Regions from separate parts of the Homo sapiens genome. Here region 1 is linked to region 2. A link is a loop called in an ENCODE intact Hi-C map of the cell type or tissue named here. Cell type or tissue: endothelial cell of umbilical vein. All regions are shown on one strand. Each heading gives the region's core, and the rest is flanking DNA. Links, peaks and the distances in the headings are about the cores only.

What was found. Peaks named below come from ENCODE experiments on the same cell type or tissue, not always from the same donor. Only the 100,000 strongest peaks of a DNase experiment are listed, where the experiment ranks them.
Region 1: it touches region 2 in a loop (9-fold over the local background); 2 of 110 quality-filtered maps call a loop at or near these places.

Annotation. Positions count from the first base shown.
Region 1 is chr21:23,962,918-23,975,211 of GRCh38, reverse strand. No RefSeq gene overlaps it. Among named protein-coding and RNA genes, the nearest start is that of LINC01689, 350 kb to the left of the region's middle. In endothelial cell of umbilical vein, for the core only: CTCF peaks have their summits at 6,217 and 6,417 (motif pointing right); a DNase peak (open chromatin) is centred at 6,391.
Region 2 is chr21:24,039,720-24,052,013 of GRCh38, reverse strand. No RefSeq gene overlaps it. Among named protein-coding and RNA genes, the nearest start is that of LINC01689, 280 kb to the left of the region's middle. In endothelial cell of umbilical vein, for the core only: a CTCF peak has its summit at 6,126 (motif pointing right); DNase peaks (open chromatin) are centred at 4,943 and 5,973; H3K27ac peaks cover 1,658 bases.

The sequences.
Region 1 (12,294 bases), core at 2,133-10,132, 77 kb after region 2:
TTTGATAAAGGTAAACAATTTATAGTGATCACATCAAGGTAAATGGGATAACTGTCACCAGAAATATTTACCATTTCCATGTTTTATAAACTTTCCAGTTGTAATCTTTTTTTTTTTGAGATGCAGTTTTACTCTTGTTGCCCAAGCTGGAGTGCAGTGGCATGATCTTGACTCACAGCACCCTCCACCTCCCTGGTTCAAGTGATTCTCCTGCCTCAGCCTCCTGAGTAGCTGGGATTACAGGCATGCACCACCATGCCCAGCTAATTTTTTATTTTCAGTAGAGATGGGGTTTCTCCATGTTGATCAGGCTGATCTTGAACTCCCAACCTCAGGTGATCCACCTGCCGTGGCCTCCCAAAGTGCTGGATCCAGTTATAATCTTTTAGTTAATTTTAATGTATATAAAAATTAAATGTACAAAAAAATTATTGTTGCCTCTGGTCACCCTGTTGAGCTATTTAATATTATTAATAAATCTTATTTGTTCTATCTAACTCTACTTTGTATCCATTAACTAACTGCACTTCCCCCAACAAATTACTCTTCCCAGTGTCTGATAACCAGCATTCTATTTTCTATCTAAATTCAACTGTTTTAATGTTTAGCTCCCACAAATGAGTAAGAATATGCAAAAATTGTCTTCTGGAGGTTGGTTTCTTTCACTTAATATAATGTCCTATGCTTCCATTCTTGTTGTTGCAAATGACAGGATCTCATTTTTTTTATGGCTGAATGTACTCCATTGAGTATATGTACCACATTTCCTTTAACCATTCATCTGTTGATGGACACTTAGGTTGTTTCCAAATCTTGGCTATTGTGAATAGTGCTGCAATAAACATGAAAATGTATACATCTTTTTGATATGCTAATTTCCTTTCTTTAGCACATTATACCTAGCAATGGGATTTCTGGACCATATGGTAGCTCTAGTTATAATTTTTTGAGAAACATCCATGCTGTTCTTCAAGTTGCTGCACAAATTTATATACCCAACATCTATATGAGGGTTACCCCTTCTCCACACAGAAAAACATAGAATACTATAACACTATACTTGTGATGTGTAAAGTACTCACACCTTGAATAGAAAGACTAAAATACGAAGTGATCAAAAATAAGAACTACAGCAACTTTTCAAGACATAGAGGATATAATAAGATTTAAATAGAAACAACAAAAATGTTAAAAAGCAGGGGAACAAAGTTAAGGTGTAGAGTATTTATTAGTTTACTTTTTGCTTGTTTGTTTGCTTAGGCAAAAAGTGTTGTTATGACCTCAAAATAATGGGTTGTAAATCAATAGTTGGAAGCATTATGGTAACTTCACACCAAAATCACACAACTCATACACAAAAAATAAAAAGCAAAAATCTAAATCATATCACCAGAGAAAATTACCATCACTAAAAGGAATATAAGAATGAAGGAAAGGGCCGAGCGCAATGGCTCACAACTGTAATCCCAGCACTTTGGGAGGCCGAGGCAGGTGGATCACTAGGTCAGGGGTTCAAGACCAGCCTGGCCAAGATGGTGAAACCCCATCTCTACTAAAAATACAAAAATTAGCCAGATGTGGTGGCGTGCACCTGTAGTCCCAGCTACTTGGGAGTCTGAGGCACAGAATTGCTTGAACCCAGGACGCGAAGGTTGCAGTGAGCCGAGATTGCATCACTGCACTTGAGCATGGGTGACAGAGCGAGACTCTGTCTCCAAAAAAAAAAAAAAAGAAAAAGAAACAAAGAAAGAAAAAGAATAAAGGAAAGAAAGAAGAAACAACCACAAAACAAATAACAACATGGCAGGAATAACTCCTTACTTATCAATAAATGACACTGAATAATGGACTAAACTCTCCAACCAAAAGACATAGAGTATCTGAATAGATATTTAAAATAAACAAAAAAAACACCAAGACCCGGTGATCTGTTGCCTGGAAAAAGCACGCTTCATCCATAAAGACACACAGGGGCAAAAAGTAACACGATAGAAAAAGATATAGCAAGAGTAGCTGTACTTGTATCTAATAAAATAGATCTCAAGACACAAACTATAAACAGAGGCAAAGAAGTTTATTATATAATGAGCAAGGGGTCACTTCAGCAAGAGGTTATGACAAGTGTAACTATATATGCACCCAGCATTGGAGCAGCCAGATATATAAGGCAAATACTATTAAAGCCAAAAGGAGAGACATAGACCTCAACACAGCAATAGCTGGAGATTTCAACACACCACTTCCAGCATTGGATACATTATTCAGACAGAAAATCACAAAGAAACATCAGACCTAATCTGCACTGTAGACCAAATGGACCCAATAGATGCTCACAGAACATTTGATCCAATGGCTTCGGAATACTCATTCTTCTACTCAGCATATGGATAATTCTCAAGGATAGACCATATATCAGGTTACAAAATAATTTTTTTTAAACTTAAAAATTTGAAATTTTATCAGATATCTTTTCTAATAAAATTGAACACAATGAAATAAAAGTACAAAATAGTAATAAAAGAGTCTCTGGAAACTACACAAACACATGGAAATTTAACAATATGCTCCTGAAGGGCGAGTGGGTTAATGAAGAAATTAAGGAGAATATTTAAACATTTATTGAAACAAATGATAACGAAAACACAACATACCAAAACCTATGGGATAAGGCAAAAGCACTACTAAGAAAAAAGTTTATAGCTGTAAATCCTACAACATAAAAAGTTAAAAAAATGTCTCAAATAAACAACCTAACTCGTCATCTTAAAGATCTAGAAAGTTAAGAACAAATTAAATCCAAGTTTAGTAAAAGGAAATGAATAACAGAGATAAGAGCAGAAATAAATGAAATTGAAACAAAAACATACAAAAGATTAATGAAGCAAAAGCTTGGTTTTTTGAAGAAAACAAAATCAGCACATTTTTACCCAGACTATCTAAGAAAAAAAGAGAGAAGACCTAAGTAAATAATTTCAGAGATAAAAGAAGGAGACACTAGAACCATCCAAATAATCATTAAAGGCTACTATGAAGCAACTATATTCCAATAAATTAAAAAATGTAGAAGAAATAGATAAATTCATAGACACATACAATTTACCACAATTGAAACATGAAGGATTTAAGACCTAAACAGACTAATAACAAGTAATGAGATTGAAGCCATAATAAAAAGTATCCCATCAAAGAAAATCCTGGGGCCTGATGGCCTCACTGCTGAATTTTAACAAACATTTGAAGAAGAACAAATAACAATCCTATTCAAACTATTTCAAAAAATAGATGAGGAAGGAATACTTCTGAACACATTCAAAGAGGCTAGTATTACCCTGATGCCAAAATCTGACAATGAGACATCAAAAAAAGAAAACCACAGGCAATCTCCCTCATGAACATTGATGCAAAAATTTTCAAGAAAATACTAGCAAACAAAATTCAGTAGCACATTAAAAATATCATTATTCATAGCCAAGTGCAATTTATCCAAGGGATGCAAGAATGGTTTAACATATGCAAATCAATCAATGTGATACATCGTATCAACAGAATAAGGACAAAAACCTTATGACAATTTTGATTGATGCTGAAAAACTGTTTGATAAATTCAACATCCTTTCATAATAAAAACCCTCAAAAACTGAGTATAGAAGGAATATACCTCAACACAAGAAAAGCCATATATGACAGACCCACAGCTAGTATCATATTGAATGAGGAAAAACTTAAAGCCTTGTCTCTAAGAACTGGAACAATATAAGGGTGCCCACTTTTACCACTGGTATTCAACATAGTACTGGAAGTCCTAGCTAGAGCAATCAGACAAGAGAAAGAAATAAAGGTCATCCAAATTGGAATGAAAGCAGTCAAATTATCTTTGTTTGCTGATGATATATTCTTACACTTGGGAAAACTAAAAGATTCCACTAAAAAACAGTTAGAACTGATAAACAAATTCAGTATAGTTGCAGGATACAAAATCAATGTACAAAAATTAGAAGCATTTCTATATGCCAACAGCAAATAATCTGAGAAAGAAATCAAGAAAGCAATTGCATTTACAATTACTACAAATAAAAAATAAAATACCTAGAAATTAACCAAATAAGTGAAAAATCTCTATAATGAAAACTATACAACATTGATGAAATAAGTTGAAGAGGGAACAAAATAATGGAAAGATATTCCATGTTCATGGATTGGAAGAATTTATATTTTTAAAATTTCTATACTTCCCAAAGCAATCTACAGATTCAATTAAATCCCTATCAAAATATCAACATCATGCTTCATAGAAATTGACAAAAACAATCCTACAGTTTTTATGGAACCATAAATGATCTGAGTTTGTTCTCAGCAAAAACAACAAAACTGGAGGAATCACATTACCTGACTTCAAATTATACTATAGAGCTATAGTAACCAAAAAAAAAAAAAAAAAAAAAAAGCATAGTGCTGGCATAAAAACAGACACATAGACCAATGAAACAGAATAGAGAACTCAGAAATAAATCCATACATCTACAGTGAATTCATTTTTCATAATGGCATCTAGAACATATGCTGCGAAAAGGACAGTCTCTTCAGTAAATCGTGTCGGGAAAACTGTATATCTATATGCAGAAGAATGAAAGCATGCCCACATCTCTCACCGTATACAAAGTCAAATCAAAATGGATTAAAGACTTAAACCTAAGCCCTGACACTGTGAAACTACTACAGTGAAACACTGAGGAAACTCTCCAGGCCCTTGGACAGGTCAAATATTTCTTGAGCTATATCAAGCAAGCACGAGCAATCAAAGCAAAAATGGACAAATTGGGTCACATCAAATTAAACAGCTTCTTCACAGCAAAGAAAACAATCATCAAGGTGAAGAGACAACCCAAAGAAAGGGAGAAAATATTTGTATACTATCCATCTGACAAGGAATTAATAACCAGAATACACAAGGGTCACAAACAACTCAATAGGAAATAATCTAATAATCTGATTGAAAAATGGGCAGAAGATCTGAATAGACATTTGTCAAAAGAAAACATAAAAGTGGCAAAAAGGTATATGAAAATGTACTCAACATCATTGATCATCAGAGAAATACAAACCAAAATTACAGTGAGATATCATCTCACCCCAGTTAAAATGCCTTTTATCCAAAAGTCAAGCAATAACAAATGCTGGTGAGGATGTGGAGAAAAGGGAACCTTTGTACATTATTGGTGGGAAGGTAAGTTAGTTCAACTACTGTAGAGTACAGTATGGGTGTTTCTCAAAAAATTTAAACTAGAGCTAACATATGGCCTAGAAATCCCACTGCTTGGTATATACACAAAAGAAATGAGATTCATATATCAAAGAGATGTACGTACTCTCATGTTTACTGCAGCACTATTCACAATAGCCAAGATTTGGGAACAACCTAAGTGTCAATCAACAGATAAATGGTTAAAGAAAATGTGGTACTTATACAGAATGGAGTACTACTTAGCCATAAAATCAAATGAGATCCTGTCATTTGCAACAACATGGATTAAACCTGTCATGTATGCACATAAGGTACCCGTTGGCAGTGATGCTCCACTGCGCTCCAGGGTAAGTGTGGGAGGCTGTGGATGGGTCCCTTGTGGGTGTGGAGAAAGCACTGAAGCAGCTGGAAGCACACAGCACGAGAAGGAATTCGCCTTCACCAGCAGAGTCAGATAAGCGTTTCTGACTGCACTGCAGAAAGTACATGTTCAGTCCCTAAGGGACACTGCGCCGGTAAGAGACCTCCAGGTGCAAGCTGTGCGCCTGGGGGCTCAAATGCACAGCTTGGAGCAAAAACTGTGGGTAAGGACCTCCAGGTGCAAACAGGGCATTTAGAGGCCCAGAAAAGCAGCCTGGAACAGGAAACAAAGAATAAAGGAAAGAAAGAAGAAACAACCACAAAACAAATAACAATATGGCAGGAAACAGTGAGACAGCCGTCACTGTGACCTTGAGCCTGTTCTCCAGGCAGGGAACTGCCCCGTTCAGTCTAATGCTGAGGAGCAGGAGGCTCCCCGCTGCAGGCTCGCCCTGTGATCTGTCAGAAGGTAGAACATGAGCAGCCAATGGGACCTCAGGAGCGGGCTCAGGGCCCCCCTACTGTGGTGGAACACACTTCCTATAGTGCTTATACCCTCACTGAGCTGCGGGAGTTAGGCAAGCAATGTGGGCAGCTTTTGGGGGAGCCCCTTCCTGCCTGGTTACTCGTCTTTCGGATGAAGGAGCTGACAGCATTTCCTGCTCCACCTCTGAGGTGGAGAAGCTGGTTTCTATTACAACTTACCCCTCCCTTCCTCAGCAGCTACAGCTGGTGAACACAGGGGCAAGGTGACCACACTGATTGAGTGGCTGATGACAGTGAAATACCAGAAACTGTCAGTAGATGGCAGTGGCATACCGATTTGGTGCAGGTACTCCAGGGGCTGGGTATATGGCAGGCCATGTTTGATCTGAATACCTGGGGGCCAGATGATGAATGTTTTGTCTCTTATATGAGGAATCTTGTTCTGGGCTAAGTGCACCTAAGTGCTTTTGCCTCTCTGGCTGCTGTCCTCACCCCGTATGTGGGGTGTCGCATATATGAAGTGACTACTACTATGGTAGCCCTCGAGGAGGCAGAAGGCCATCAACAGGACCAGGGAATTGTGCCATAAAGAAGAGGAAGATGCTCCATCTACAGGTACCCACCCCCCGAGATAAGAGAGGGCTCCAGTGGGTGAACCGCATGAAGATGTGGACTGATTTAATTTCAGCTGTGTTGCTCCAGTGAAAATTGACAGACATCCCAACAGAATGCTGTTGGCTCTGGAGGCAATTGTCCCCAGAGCAACAATTCTGGAAAATACCCAAGAGGGGGCAAAACAATGTTGCTCAACCCAGTCCCACCCAGACGCTTCAGCTCAAGGACTATTTGCAGACTGGCTTAGATACGAAGCCTTTCCTGTTTGATTAGGAAACTGGCCAAGGTACCTGGGTTGCGGGGGAACCAGGCAACTGAAGGCCATACGTGGAGTTGGCAATCCACTGGTCTGCCACTAATGTACGATGGGTCCTAGCGCTGGTAAATACTGGTGCAGACTGCAATCTTTTTTATGGGAACCCAGATAAGTTTCTGGGCAGAGCTGCATTTATTGATGTTTATGTGGGCCAGTCAGTGATGGTGAAACCTGTGTCTCTGCATCTTGGCATTGGCCACTTGGCTCCTCCACCATACACTGTGTATGTCTCTTCCGTACCTGAATGTATATTGGGGATGGACATTTTGCATGGTCTGGACTTGTACACCATGGTCAGAGAATTCAGACTCAAGTCCCTGTAGTAAAGCCGGTACTGCATGGACATACATATCACCGGCCCCAAGTTCTGCCACAACCCTGACAGGTTACCTCCACTCGTCAATACCATTTGCCAGGGGGATATATGGAGGTAACTGAACCTATTAAGAAGTTAGGGGAGGTGCAAATAGTGCATAACACCAATATCCCCTACAGTTCCCTGGTATGGCCAGTCAGAAAGCCTGATGGGACTTGACAGATGACAGTGGATTGTTCGGAACTGAATAAAGTAACACCCCTTCTGTGTGCAGCTGTACCTTCCATTGTGGATTTGATGGACCACTTGACAATGGAACTGGAACAGTACCACTATGTTGTAGATTTGGCTAATGCATTATTTTCCATTGACATTGCTCCAGAGAGCCAGCAACAATTTGCCTTCACATGGGAAGGACAACAATGGACTTTCACTGTGCTGCCACAGGGCTATGTACATAGCCCCACTGTTTATCATGGTCTTGTGGCCATGGATTTAGCCACCTGGAAATGTCCAAAAGAGGTCCACCTGTTCCATTATATTGATGATATTATGTTAACCTCTTATTCTCTTGCACATTTAGAAGTGGCGGCGCCCCTCTTGTGGCAACATTTGGCAGTATGCAGTTGTGCCATCAACAAATCCAGAGTCCAAGGGCCTGGATTGTCTGCCAAATTCTTAGGAGTTATTTGATCAGGTAAGATGAAGGCCTTAACAGAGGCCATCATTAATAAAATCCAGGCATACCCCCAACCCACCATGGTGAGACAGCTGCAGTCCTTTGTAGGCCCCTTGAGGTGCCTACACCTAAAGACTTTTTGTAGGCCTTTTGGCCATTCATGCCCCATTTGGCTCAAATGATAAAACCATTGTACTGGTTGACCAAAAAAGGGGGCTACCTGGGAGTGGGATGATGAGGCTGAGACAGACTTTCTGTCAGCCAAGTGGGCTATTCAGCAAGCACAGGCCTTACAAGTGATTGATCAGGGACGCCCATTTGAACTTGATGTACATGTGACTACAGATGGTTTTGGCTGGGGCTTATGGCAGCACAGAGAGCACTTTAGAATGCCAGTAGGTTTTTGGTCCTAGCTGTGGAAAGGAGCGGAGCTCCGATATTCATTGATAGAGAAGCAATTAGCTGCTGCATATGCCACACTTCAGGCCTGTAAGCCAAGAGCATGAAGGGATGGGCTATGGTCATCCTATGGATGGCTTACCCAATAGCGGGGGGGGGGGGTGTGCTCATGGGTAATGACCCCCAACCCTGGGATGGCATAGACATCCACTTTAGCAAAGTGGGGCACCTAAATTGGAGCAGCAAAGTTCACAGAGTATAAGTCCTTTAGCAGCAGAGTTACAAGAGGTCACTGGGCCTGTAGTCCTAATGCAAGACAAGGCCACAGGGCCTGAGGCACTCCTAGACCCTGAGCCATCACCGTTTAAGGAAGGGCACCCCCCATTCCTGATGGGGCACGTTATACAGATGGGTCCAGCTGGGACACTACTGCTGCCTTGAATGCAACAGCAGTCCAGCCTAGTATTGACATGTATGGTTTGATACTGGGTGTGGACCAAGCTGCCAATGGGCTGAACTCAGGGCAGTGTGGATGGTGATCACCAAAGAGCAGATGCCTATGGTAAACTGCACTGATAGTTGAGCAGTCTATTGAGGCTTAACCTTATGGTTAACTACCTGGAAGTTACAGAATTGGCTTGTAGGCCATTGGCCCATTTGGGGCAAACCATGTGGCAAGACCTTATAACTGTCTACCATGTGTAGGGTCATATGCCTTTGACCACCTCCAGTAATGATGAGGCAGATGTCTTGGTCAAGGTCCATTGGTTAGAGTCGGCATCTACATGAGATGCGGCCTTGTGGCTACACAGGAAACTGAGACATGTGGGAGATAAGCTGATGCGGCAGGTCAATAGGTGCTGGGGTCTGTCTTTGCCCTCGCGGGACTTTTGGGAGGCCTGCGAGAAGTGCCCGTCATGCACTCAAGTGTAATGGAGACACTGCTCAGTGTAACACAACAAGTGAGTGTAGGGCAGATGCCCTTGACAAGATGGCAAATAGATTACATTGGACCACTGCCAAAATCACAGGGCTACACGCATGCACTGACAGCTGTAGACACAGCCACCAGCCTGTTGTTTGCTTACCTTAGCAGGGTGGCTGACCAGCAACACACCATTCGAGACTTGTAACACTTAGGTGCCTTATACAGCCATTCCCTGGCCATTGAAAGTGACGGGAACACATTTCACTGGACAGCAGGTACAACAGTGGGCACAGCGGATGGACATACAATGGGGGTTCCACGTTCCTTATAACCCACAAGCCGCTGGCATGATTGAGCGATATAGTGGACTCCTGAAGAATGGTTTACTTTTGCATGTTACTCTTACTCCCCAGTCTTTGTGGTGCTGGAGTTCCAGGTTGGACCTGGCGCTCCAAAACTTGAATGAGCAGCCATGGAAAGGTGGCACAGCTACAGTGGAGGCACTGACACTGGGCCGCTGCCCCCATCCAGCTACAGATACAAACCAAGGATGACTTCCACCGACCAGTTATGGGGACAAATGGTAATCTGTTGTTGCCTGCCCCAATGCCTCAAATGCAGAACAGAAAACCTGGTGTTGGCCCTCCAAGCCCCCCATTGCTGATGGTTGGCTGACATAGCCCCCAGAGGGGAGGGCCTGCAGTATGACTTACATGTTACTCCTTGGGTATTTAATGTGTGGTCCTCACGATTAACCATTCATAGGGGAACAGCCAGGGAAGGGACCCTCCTCCGGGGGACATGTGTACTGCCTGTGTGGTCTAACATGAGCTCCCCTGTGACTTTGGCACAGTTACAAGACCCTAAAAAAACACAGGGATCTGATAAGCTGTCGCAGAAGAAGTCCTTGGAGGCTGCGTTGTTTTCCAGAGATGAAAATTTGGCCCGTATTTTGCCTGAGGGACATGACTTACCCCTGTTAATACTTGTGCCTCCTTTGCGGTTCCGGCCGTAGGTTGACATGCTCCAACACCATTGTGGACTGGGCCCACACCTATGCCCAGGTGACCAATGTCTCCAGCTGTTGGATCTGCACTGCCCTTCCAGCAGCAGCTGTGGATGGCTTGCCCTGGAATGTACATCCAACTTCTAAAAAGAACTACTAGACATGGCTAGAAACTTGGGGTCCCACAGACAGTGGTTGGAATGCAACATGGTGAGCTTTGGATAGGGGGCATTGCAAAACCCATGACAGGCCTGCCCCCGGCTGACTTATAGTGTCCATGATGGGTGGTGCTGGCTAATGAGAGAGCACATGGTACTCTCATTGCAGGTACCATGATGTATATATAGAGCAACACTGCGGTGAAGTCACTGTGGGATTGTTGCCCGCTGCAGCCTGTGCAAACATAATATGTGTCTCCTTACCAAGCCCAAGCCCCAATGGACTTTGTGCCCCCTGGGAGTTTATGGGTATTTGGGAACACAGGATGGCCATGTCTGCCAGCCAACTGGACTGGATATTGTTGCTGGGGGTGGCCCATGTGCCTGCCACTGTGCTTTCCACATCGCCTTGTCATCCACATAACTGGAAGGCGCTACGTTCCTGGTTTTTGTAAGTGCAGCGGGCCCTCTGGTGGCTCTACCCCTTAGCAATAACTATCCCAGGAGCAGGTGTTATTCATGTAGAAATGCAGGTTACAGCCCTTGCAGTGCACACAGCTTGGGCCCTGAATTACACCCAAGTTACCCTCCTTTTGTTAACCGATGAGGTTGATCAGATCAGGAAGGTGGTGCTGCAAAACTGGATGGCCTTAGACATAGTAACAGCTGCCCAAGATGTTACTATGTTCCCTTGTAGGCATACAGTGTTGTACATTCATCCCTGACAACCAGCAGAACACAACAGCAGATTTACAAGGGATGTCACAGGAGATTAAGGTGGTTGAGTGCCTTACTGACAACCCCCTGCAGAGATGGTGGGCATCTCTGGGCTCTGGCCTATGTTGGGTTCTCATAATCATAGGTAGCACAGTAGGAATATTGGTAGTAGGTTGTTGCTCTCTGTATTGTTGCTGTGGCCTCTGGGTCCAGGGTACTGCCCTGTGTGCACAGGTCCCCACAAAGAGGACTACCTTGGCCTAGGGGGTGGAGTGTAAGGAACATGGCTGCACTGCAGCCAGGCAGGCATAGGCCAAGATAAACATCCTGTGTGACTCAACGAGATTGGACTCCAGGCACACAACTCTGTGCATTATATAATCACAGCTATGTAGCCATAGTATGGGAGGGCTCATCACCTGGCTTGTAGCCACTGTTGTTTGCCAGGTGCATAAATGCAAACACCCACAGTGTGAGTGAGCTGCTGAATAAAGCCATGTCCCATCTACCTGCTGTCTCGTCAGTGTTCTTCCCACTCCCTACCCCTCATCTACCCACTACCCTCAGATCTCAGCTGGGGCTTGAACTTGATACCTTGCCTTGATGACAATTGCCTTGATGACAATTGTTAATTATAATAATAACAAAAATTTGACCACTCCCTTAAAAAGAAATGACTTATGGACTCCACAGCACATAAATTCAATATAAGTTTTCTCCTTATATGTTTGGCTCAAGAGCACACACATTTTTAATATTAATATATTTAATATTACAACCATCTACAAATAGCAATTCCCAATAGGTGTTTACAATCTTGATCAAACACAGACTTGCACAATCCCTGAACATTAAAGGTTGAACACCCATTGCTATCATTTTGAAAAGATCCTCAAGGTATTTGGCACTGGTTGTGATAAACGGTCATGATTAGGTCAGTTCAGATGGATGACAGGACAGCTGTATGCAGTTCTATCAATTACTTTTTGGTAATGGAACAATTCAAGAGAGCCAGTGAAAAGCATTAATACAACTTGACAGTGGATAATGAATTATTTGATGGTTAATGGTT
Region 2 (12,294 bases), core at 2,153-10,152:
AACGATGAGTTGATGGGTTAAAAAAAATCTACCCATGTTTATTCCCTGTAAGACCCAACTTAAACTCTGTTGAATAAAAAGGAATGTATTGGTCAAAAAAAAAAAAAAAAAAAGAAAGTAGAACTGTTTTCTTTTTACTAGCGAGAGAGCTTTTTAGGCATCACTTATTAAGTGATGACTTAATAAGGCTTGATAATAAATGGATAAAAATATTGATATTATTGTATTATTGAAATATGTATTTGTGTCCACTACCATGAACAATAAACCATTGATATGTGTGTAATAAGTTTTGTAACTTTGTAAAGTATCTTTTTAAACACTTATATCCACTAAAAACTACAGAAAACTGAAGTAAAAGGGAACCAGACTTTTGAAAATGTGTCTCTTAAAATATTAAGCCAATATTCTCAGGGGGCATAAAAATGAATAACATAATTCTCACTATTATTATAAACATACATTAATAGTAATCTTTTCATTTTATAAAACAATATGTATTAGCAATATATTAGTGAGGAAAAAAGGTTCTCTATCTCTAGTAAATAAAATTAACTGATTTAACAAAATTTCCTTTTTCATCTCATCTGTTTAAAGATTCTATTTCTTATCATATATATATGTATACACTAAGATATATAATACTGCTATGTACACATATCTTTCTTTCTATTTATTTCTATGCACACACATAGGCACATATAAACACATATAATGCAAACTTAACATCTTTTTTTTTTTTTTTCGAGATGGAGTCTTGCTCTGTCTCCCAGGCTGGAGTGCAGTGGCGCAATCTGGGCTCACTGCAACCTCTGCCTCCCGGGCTCAACTGATTCTCCTGCCTCAGCTTTCCAAGTAGCTGGACTACAGGTGTGCACCACGATACCAGGATATTTCTTTCTTTCTTTCACTTTCTTTTTTTATTTTTGTAAGAGAGGTATTTTCACCATGTTGGCCAGGCTGGCCTCAAACTCCTCACCTTGGGTGATCCACCCATCTCAGCCTCCCAAAGTGTTGGGATGACTCGCATGAACCACCATGCCTGGCCTTAACATCATTTTTTTACTGATAGAGATATACTCCCAAAAATGTTTGGAAGGAATTGCTGTAATACTAGGACCAAAAATTTGACAGATTATTTTTCTTCAAAGAAGCTGCAAATGATAAAAGTAAAAAGGCAAATAACGATATTTTTATTTTCCTTTAAACATAAAAAGAGAAGGCATGGATAATTGATTATAAGGCAATTATTTGTTGAAAGGCTTAGTTTAAATTATTCAACTATTTAAATAGTAAATAATAACATCCACAATTTAGCCTTTTTTTTTGAGTTTTAAAGGCAGAAATCATTCACAATTTGTCCAGTATGAATATGTGTCACCTAAAATATTACAGAATGCTTTCACACATTTTATCTTGTTTTAATTTTGACAAATGATGCAATTTAGTTTCTACTTAGATTTATATGGTTTGTTTCATTTTACATAAAAGAAATCTGAGGTTCAGAAAGATTGCTACTCACTCAAGCACACATCTAAATATCCGGACTTGAAGACATAAATTTCCTTCCTCTTTTTTCTCTGTAAAGTCCTTAAACTGGTAATTCACACTGATGTTGTATTCATAAATATCCCCCAAGTTTATACAATCGGTATGCTAACAGTTACTGCTGTTTCTCTTATCATTAGATAGCTTAGATGATGACACAGCCAAATGACTGACAGCAATTGTTTTTAAACTTCTTTTATTTTAGGGAGAGTACAGAATGTACTCAGTTGACTTGTGTCACCCCAAAATTCATATGTTCGAGTCCCAACAGCCAGTACTCCAGATTGTAACCCTATTTGGAAATACGGTAATTGTGTTTAAAGAAGTGATTAATGTGATTAATTTAAAATGAGCCTATTATGGTGGGATCCTAATCCAATTAGTTCTGAGGTTTTGTTTTGTTTTGTTTTGCTTTGTTTTGTTTTTTGAGGTCAGGAGTTCAAGATCAGCCTGGCCAACATGGCGAAACCCTATCTTTACTAAAAATACAAAAATTAGCCAGGTGTGGTGGCGCGTGCCTGCAGTCCCAGCCACTTGGGAGGCTGAGGCATGAGAATCACTTGAACTCGGGAGGGGAAGGTTGCAGTGAGCTGAGATTGTGCCAGTGCACTCCAGCCTGGGGGACAGAGCGAGACTCTGTCTCCAAACATATATGTTGGAAACATACATGTTTTTGTTTGTTGATGTGTATTACATGTAGATGACTGTAGCACAAAATCATTTCTGCTCCTCTTCCTGGATGCACAGCAAAACTACTTTACTAGCCTCTCTTGCAGTCAGTGTGGTCATTTGACCAAATTCTTTTTAATAAAATGAGAGCTGAATGTGCTGCTGTAATGCTCAAGCCTTTAACCCAGCAGGTGGGCTGTCTCCATTGCTCTCTTCTTCTTCTGTCCAAGCACTGGGCATGATAGACCAGCTTTATGATATGAACAATGGCAAGGCCCTAGAAGACAAAAAAGTACTATTAAAAACGTAGCCTGCGTCCCGATGTGGAAGAGAGCTAGCTACCAACCAGGAACACCTACCTATACTATTAGTAAATAAATAAATAAATAAATAAATACCCTTTGAGTCTTTCCGTTACAGTGGTTTAACCTACATGAATGGTAAGTTTTAATAGAATATTTTTTAACTTTTAAGTAAGTTCTGTCATTTTTCACACTCTAAGGTGCAACTGTATACACATTTTCAGGACTTTTTTTTCTGTACTTCTTGATTCTGACTCTTAGGTCAAATTAACATTTAAATCTTATTTCCCATTATAGTTGAGAGCAAAGCCCCTTTCAGGTTTTCTGTTTACCTCGAAGGCTTTTCTGCTTGGCTTCCTTAATGTGCTGATTTGCACAGCAAAATGAACTTCAGCTCATCTTTTAAACCTGAAAGCTTATATTCTGATGAATATAGCAAACATGGTGAAAAAGCATGAATATGCACAAAATCTGTCAATTCTCCACACCCCCTGCATTGCGAAGGCTCTTATTAAGACCACAAAATGGCAGAATGCAGATGGTGTTCATGAAAAGTTCTCTTCCTAGGTACCACACATAATATGTTAGATGACTTCACCTGAGGAAATTACATGATGTACAGAAGCAATTTTAGAAAATAGCATGTATACTTGACTACATTCATAACTATTTTACACTCTGCTTTAGAGTCCTGGTTGTTATGGCGTCTTATGAGTGACTGTAATTTTTGTAAACTATAGAAGAGTGGTTCATTCTGGAATATCTACTGTACTGCCAACTTGCTCTTGGGCATATAATCCAGAGGTTATTTCCAAGATTTAGAGACTTTTACCCCTTAAATCATATAGTAATTAGATTAGAAATTTCTTGAGTGATTACCTCATATTAATTCCTGCTTTTACCAGAAACTGAGCTATACTAAAGATACCAATATCTACCCAGTATAGAAAATTTCTCACAATCCCGTGGTGAATCATTCTTTGTTAGAAATGACAAATGACACTGAAGTAAATGCTAGAAATTTAATGTATTCTATTATACCCAAGTTTCTGCTCATCTATCATCCACTTAATTACCACCATTTGTACCTTGAAATAAATTGCTATACAGTTTAATACAACTCTAAGGACGAAGGAAATGACAAAAACAATGGCATTCTAAATAATTGGGAGGCAAAAATGTTCTGTATGTGTTTATATATTCACATAATCAATGATATGCGAGAACTAAAAATATTTTTAAATATCAAGAAAGTGTAAGCTTTTCCTAAGATTATTTCAAAAGTGTGCATACTTCATTCTCCTAGCCATGTTTCCCTTCTTTCTTATTTCATCCATTACACTAAGAACTTCAGCATTTTAAAAAAATTTTCTACCCTTATGCTAATTACATTCATAACGTGATCTATGATAACATAATGAAGATGTAAATTGGAGTGATCCAGACTATCTCAATCCATTTTGAAGTCCCTGAGACAGTTGCATTGTTATAAACCAATAAACATACAAGAATAATACAACTCATTTGTCTAATTAATCTTAAGTCCTTAGAGCCAGAGCCAGTGCCTGGCTGGTTATATACTAATATGTGTGTGCAGAATGTACACATGATTTTCAACTTTAAATATAATAAAACGCTAAAAAATCACATGGAATATGTTTATGCTTAATTAGGTTTAACTGTACCATGTTATACATAGCATTTTGGGGGTGATAGGTGGCACAAAAATTTAATAATCTAATTCAAAAGAGGTCATATATTCTGTATTTCTTTTCTTTTTCTTTTTTTTTTTTTTCTTGAGATGGGGTCTCACTCTGTCACCCAGGCTGAAGTGCAGAGGCACGATCTTGGCTCACTGCAATCTTCACCTCCCAGGTTCAAGCTATTCCCCTGCCTCAGCCTCTCGAGTAGCTGGGATTACGGGCATGCACCATCACACCCGGCTAATTTTGTATTTTTAGTAGGGACGGGTGTCACCATGTTGGCCAGGCTGGTCTCAAACTCCTGACCTCAGGTGATCCACCCTCCTCAGCCTCCCAAAGTGTTGGGATTACAGGCGTGAGCCACTGCGCCCAGCCTATTCCGTATTTCTCTAATAGGGAGTATTAAGACTCTTTAAAGTTTAGTTGCATAGGGTTCTTGTAAAAATTTTATAAAATAGGGCACATGGAGGCCTAGAGAAGTTCTTTAGTTTGTTCAGTAGTGCTTAAAAAGGAGGAACTGGGCTAAATGGAGAAGCCTCATTTGTGGTTCACTTGCCTGCTCTTTATGGTATATGCACTCTTTTCTTCCTCCTTCTTAACATTGTTTTACTCCCTTGTCCTCTTTTCACTAATAACACAACATAGTGAGGGAAGTTTCTATCAGGGGCATTTTTCTACTTGACCAGTTTAGGGGTTTGTCAAGACTAATTCCTTTTGCCTTTAAGTTTACGCTAAAGATGTTGTAGAACGATCCACAATCTGCTACTGTGGGTCTCTTTCCATTTAAGTGGGTAGCCATGAATGGTTAATCTAGTAAGTCTGCCTGTGTGAAAGTAATTTCCTGTCGGAAAAAACAAAAAGGCTTACTTTTTTTTTTTTTTTGCAGCTTTCACTTTATATTGAGAACTATCATTCTTGGTACAATGATAAAACAAAGGCATCAAATTTAACATTCAAACAACCATAACAGAAAGATTAAAACAGTAAATAATATAATAAGCTATGAATAACTTTATTTTTTCATATTTTAGTGCAGGGTAATATTAACATAATTTTACTTAAGAGCAGGACTTTTAAAAGGAACTTTAGTTATATTTATGTCTTAATTAATTATTTTAATTTAGTCCTAACGCAAGGATATACATTGTTTTCTAGAATTTGACTACCATGAAGTGATTCCTCTGAAGATTTGAATATTTCTAAAGCCCCTTGGAAGTCAGAAAGTCTTGGTGGTATTCCTAGATTAAAAATGAGAGAATTGTCATGAATCAGGAAAATTTGAAGTGTACATAAATATTCAAGACTTGCGTAGGGCATGCAGTGTTGTTCTCCTCAAGAATTATGTTAATTGGGTCAAAGTCTTGTTTTCATATAATTTTTATTTCCTCTGGAGTGCCTTGCAGAGTTCTAGGCACTTGGCGAATTTTAGTAAATATTTGTTAAATAAATATGTGAGATTTAATACCATGACAGTCAGCAGTTCATTTCAAATTTTTAATTATTTTTTGTAACCAAACACCGGTATCTTAGAGTTTTAAAACTATTATCATTTTATTCTTTCTCATGAGACTGATCTTTGGAAGGCTCTGCAGATCTAGGTCATATTTGGCTGATGTTGGAGATGAGTCAGTGGGAACTGGCTGGTCTAAGATGACCTTAGCTGAGATGCATCAGCTCTGCTCATTGTAGTCTCTAATCCTACAGCTGGCCAGTCCAAGGCAAAAGGGCAGCATTCCAAGAGAGTGGCAGCATGCCAGCTTTCTGGAGAACTAGGCTCAGAATGCCACACCATGACTGCCCTGCATTCTATTGTCCAAATCAAGTCACAAGGCCAGCTCTGATTCAGGGGATAGAGAAAGCAAGTCCACCTCTAAATGGGAAGAGCTGCAATGACATGTACAAACAGCATGCATAACGGGGAGCTGTGGTCAGCAGGGGGCGTTTTTGCAATCAACATTTGAAATATTCAAGCAAAAACAAAATAGAAAGAAGTCAGGATATTCTCAAGGCTTAGAAATGCAACATAATGAATTTATTAGTAGTTTTTTTTTTTTATCCTGTGAGCAACGTACAATGACAGAAAAAATAAATCCATAATTTTTGTCAGCAGAATTAGCTTCATTCAAATGACTTATGCTATTTGTCAAAACAGAAAAATCAGTCAAGGTCCACTAGCATTGGATTTGTCAAAACCCTAATTTTCACAAACTTGGCATTGCTACATTGCTACTAATAGCACATGGCTTCTCCTGGGAGAGAAATTTTGGCTTTTCTGCTTTTTTTTTTTTTTTTTTCTGGTGTTGGTTTTTCCTCGAGCTTTCTGCAGTCCTTCCTATGTAAATTTATATCGGTTGCCACAAAAATCCATTTATACTACCAAGAATCATTGACTTAGTAACTCCAATGACGTTAATTTTTCTGTGAAGTGATGCACAAAACAACAAAATCTTTTTATAAATAAATTCTGGAACATATACTAGCTTTTAAAAATGATATTTAAATTCTTCAGCCTTCTAAAGCTTTTGGCTTGTGGAGACAGGAGAAAGCTTAAAAGCTAACTATTTTATCAACATTTGTGTACAACTTTAAATAAAAGACAAATATTTTATTACTAGCATTAATCATTTAATTAAAAATCTGATTTTCTTCTTTACTAGAGTCAATATTTATGTCATTATATAAATATGCATACAGCAGATATTAATCTGAATGGAATCAGTATGAGAATAAAGGAGGCTATAATCAAAGGTGCAGATCTGATGTTGCACCTTATGGGGCATCTAGATTTGAGTATGAAACTTTACATAAGGGAAGCAAGAGTCTAGGTTATCTGGTGCTCTACTTACTATAGTTATGGGTTGAACAACCTAGAAGATTGGGGTCTCATTCCTTTTCCCCAAAATCCCACTTTCTGCTATGTTTCTGGGATGGAGCGTCCATATCTTTCTCTCCAAGAACTCACTCTTTGACTTATGGTGGCCTAGAATTGCTAGTTAAAATCAATGCTAATGACTTATCTATCTCTCCTTTCATCTTCTTCTTTTGATTAGTAATTACTTAATTTGCTGTCTCAGGGATAGCACTGTAAGCTTTGCACCCTAAGCTTGTTTAACTGTATCAGAAGGAATAGTGAAAAATATGAGAATCAGAACATAAGCAGATTAAAGTACAGTTAATCTACAGGAAGTCAAATCCATACCAAGATAAGATTACTGAGTTTTACACACACCCTGCAGCTAAAGAAGAGCCTGTATATCAGAAATGTTGTTGCTTTTATACTTTAAAAATTTATTGTGAGAATTTTTAAGTATTCCACTTAGAAAATCAGTTATTAAGGATCATCAATTGCTAAAAAAGGTAATCATAAGCACTAGTAGTGTCTTGAGAGACAATGAAGTAAATTACTAAAAATCAAAGTACACATGTAATTTAGAGAACACTTAGGCAAAATAAGAAGGTTCAAGTTTAGTTCATACTAGAAGAGACCTAATTACAAACCTACCATTTGTAAGCAAAATATGTATATTGGTGCCCTTGTTCAGAAGAACAAATAAATACCCTTCTCAAGTTCCTTTTGTAATAATGAAGACTCCCCCTGCAGGGCTGTAATTGACTTAAACCTTCCAGGTAAGGAAATTTTACAGTAAGTCAAACCTTATAATAACGTTGTGACATCTGAATCCCTCCAGTTTATAATGGTCCTCTTTATCATTAGTAAAAAACAAAAACGCTAGTAGAAATAGGTTAGAAAATACTAATTTAAATATAAAAGTTCCAGTTAAATGCCTCATGATTGTTTTAATTTCTAACCAAAAATAACTTGAAATCCTAATGTAACTGTAAAGTAACGGTTGAATTTTATTTTCTTTTTACTACCATACTAGTGGTTAATAATTAAAGAATGTTAACCCCCTCCATAGTAGAAATGATGTCTCTGTGTTATAAATCTGTATATTCTCATTATTTAGTATTACCTTGACGTTTAGTAGGCATCTCACAACTGTGTTTGTTGAGTGAACCAATTAACCAATGGCTGAGTAAAAACAAATAAAGCTTAAGACTGAGAGTGATTAGACTACTTGATAGCCCAAAAAGGAAAGATTTATAAACAGAGAAATCCTAGTGTAGTCATAACTGTTAGAAATGAGAAGGAAATATTTCATGGTTGTTGTTGCTGCTGATGCTATTGTTTATTCTCGAAGACTTTAATCAACATTTCATGTAGTTGAATGCAAAAATGTGGTTTATTGGCCGATATCGCACCACTGCACTCCAGCCTGGGCAACAGAGCAAGACTCCTGTCTCAAAAAAAAAAAAAAAATGTGGTTCATTGGAATATTTGGGCCTAGGTACCTTGAACCTCTAAATGGATAAAGTATCTTAAGCCTTCTCATTTCCCTCAATACTAATTAAGACAGCAACATCTACAACCACCTCCAAAAGCAAACAACTTACCTGTCATAAACTCAGTATCTGACATATTCTTCCATTGGCTTTGCTTACAGCTTTGTTGAATTCGTTGACAAAGGAACCTCCTGTTTTATGAAAATAAATAGTATTATCTTAAAACAACTTGAAAATGTGGACCTAGTGAAAATACTGCATTATTTTATTTTCTTTTATAATTGTCAACTTTCTCCTGTGTGATGTGGAGATTTGATTTACATTTCTTAAGTCAGGGCTAAATGCTCTTATCTGGTGAATACCCAACAAAGTTTAAGTCTTTATATTCCCTTTGTACACAAATTAATTTTAAAAAATTCAAACCCCTCTTTCCCCAAATCTTGTGTCCTTAATCATCAGCTAAATGTTCTAAATAAATAAATGGAAACCTGATGTGAAAGAAAGAGGGAGATTTTGATCTCAGCTATTCAGATAATTCAGTTCCTGGATGTTTATGCTGATCAAAATCACCAGATTCTTGTTCAAACCTCTGCTTCTGTTTACCTGTGTAAACACAGAATGTATTATGTTGATGTAGTTTTATGGGAAGAAATTGCTAGAGCTTTGGAGAATAACTCAAGCGTTTTATCTGTGTTTGCACTAAACCTAAACTTGGATTGAATATCTTTCTATTTATCTATTTTGCTTAAAAAAAACTAGCAGGTCTGAGCCATCTCAAGAGAAACTGTGTTTTTCTTAAATGAACAGCATATACTTAGATTGGATGTTTTGTCTTAAAATATTCAATATTTCCTTATTTTAGGAGCAGAAACTAAGACTTAACAATGATTTAAAGCAAGAAATACTTTAGGTGTAAAAAATTCAAGCATGCAAGCAGTTCATTTTGCAAAATCCCTTCCAATTTTTCAGACAATCAATGCCTTTTTTGCCTGTTCATATAGATTTTTAAGGAGATTCTTACGAGAGCAAAATTAATTATGCATTTTCCCCTCTTTATCATCTTCCATTTCTTGCAGGGGTGTGGATTGGAAATTTTTTTTTTTTTTTTTTTAGACAGAGTCTTACTCTGTCGCCCAGGCTGGAGTGTAGTGGTGCAATCTCGGCTCACTGCAACTTCTGCCTCTGGGTTCAAGTGATTCTCATGCTTCAGCCCCCCCATCCCCAAGCAGCTTGGACTACAGGCATGCACCCCCATGCCCAGCTAATTTTTGTATTTTCAGTAGAGACAGGGTTTCACCATGTTGGTCAGGCTGATCTCAAACTCTGGACCTCAAAAGTGCTGGGATTACAGGTGTGAGCCACTACGCCCAGCCTGGAAATTTTCTTAAGACTACCTGCAACCTGCCCATTAGTATCTGTGGTATTCCTGATAGGTCATTCTGCCTTTTCAGAAGTCAGGAGATCGCAAGAGAAGAATCAGGAAATTTACTAGAAAATATTCAAGTTTGTGCTATTTGAAGGCTACAAATACAATCTCCTGGTCTGTCCACTGTTGGTCACTGGTAAAGAGATCAAGAGAGAGGATGGCAAATGTAGCACTGTTTCCCATAGTGTCATTGAGAATGCATTAAGTTTTCTAATTGTGAGTAATGACATGAGGCATTTTGCATGTAATATGCATGTTATAATTAAACCAAATCCTTACTATTATGTTTTCATCAGATAGAGTCCCGGCAGGAAATAGAGAGCCCATTGAAACTTGGCAAATTAAAGATAACTAAATAATGGGATTATTGTTGTAGATGTAGTCAGAGTTTAGGTGAGCCAGCAGGGAGTAGTACAGGGCTTCAGGCCTGCAACAGGAGGGAGACTTCACCAAGCCTATGATTGAAGGGTTGTGATTTGTTACAGTGTCCAGAAAGAGTAGCTGTCTGGACAGGTCTACCTCATAGGAGTTGGGGCTTTCTATAGAGGGATCCTGTTGCTCCAGGGTGAATCAATATGTGTCTCAGTCCATTCAGGCTTCTATAACAAAACAGCATAAACTGGGTGGCCTATACATCACAAAATCTATTTCTCAGAGTTCTAGAGCCTGAGAAGTACGAGATCAAGGAGGTGGCAGACGCAGTGTCTCATGAGGGTCAACTTTCTGGTCCATAGACAGTGCCTTCTTGCTGGACCCTCCCATGGTGGAAGGGGTAAGAGGTGTCTCTTAGGCTTCTAAGGCACTAATCCCGTTCATGAGGACTATACCATCATAACCTTATTACATTCCAAAAGCCCTACCTTCTGCCATGATTACACTGGGTGTTAGGATTTCAACATACAAATTTGTAGGTATACAAATATTCAGACCGTAGTCATAGTGAAGTAGTACTAACACCTCTTTTTCTTCTTAATTTCTGGATATCCTCCTGGGGTCACCTATTTGCCAAACCCAACAGCAAAACCAAAAATAAATCAACCCACTGCAGCAATTTATACAGTTTACATTTCTGAATACATAAAGCACATGACAGAGTAGATAATGAATATAAAAGGGTAAGCCAATGGCATCCATTACAGTCCCCAAGGCCTTCTGTGATCTGAACCATTCTTTGTTTCCACCATTTCTATTGCACGCCATTTTCTTAATGACTTACTTAATGACTTACTTTCCTCGGACGACCACAGCCTTCTTTCTCTTCCTACCAATGAAGCAAATGTATACCCTAGGGCCTTTCTATTATGTTTCATCTACCAGGAAAGGTCTTCTTTAGATCCTAGATTCCTAACCATTTAGGAACATTACAATCGTCACCTACTCATTGAGGCACTCCAGAACCACCCAATTAAAAACATCTTCCTCACAGAGTCACTTTTAACAAACTGTCTTTTTTATTTACCTCATAACAGATGCCACACCATACAATCTATCTTGGTCATTTATTTGTTGTTTTATCCACTTATGAGAATTTAGGTTTCTAGTCTAAGCACATTGTCTTTCTTGTTCATCACTGTATATTCAGTTTTTCAGAACAGTTCCTGATCCATATGTTATTTAGCTTATATACCCAGCTTACTTTCTCTTATAGATAGGAAACCTGTGGCACATGTGTGTCCAAGCTAGTAAGTGGTATGACACTAAAGTATAAGCTCAATTGTCCTTAACTCCTTTAAGAATCACCACTAAATTACACTACTTCCTAAAATCATAATTTGAAAGAGAGAACAGTTTTGCTTTGAAACTAGACTCATTAAAAACAAGTGTGTGGTTTACAGATACAAACATTTCCAAGTTAATGTTAGTTGTAGAGTGCAGAATTCAAAATATTAACTACATATGAGTAAGTCTATATAATGGTAGTTTTAGAATATACCTTTAGATTTTTAGTATTTTCCAATCTACTACATTATACTTAAAGAGCACTTTTGCTTTACATTGTTATTTATAGAGTTCGGTCAAAAATAGAAATGGCTTGTTTGATAAAATGCCTCACATTTTGTTTAAAAGAATCTACTTTCAGCCCTTGTTGAACAGAAACTACAGTTGACATCTCCTCTTTATTTCATACTTCGGTTAAGTCTCATTCTTCTTCTTTTTACTGTCTGCCTTTGGAATCATATCCAGTTGGAATATGGAGAATGATGTCACCCTTGGTCAAAATATAGATGTCTTTTTTTCATTCATATAGTCATTTCCACTATTCTTCCCTAGCTTATGTCGCACGTAATAAAAGCAAAAGCTA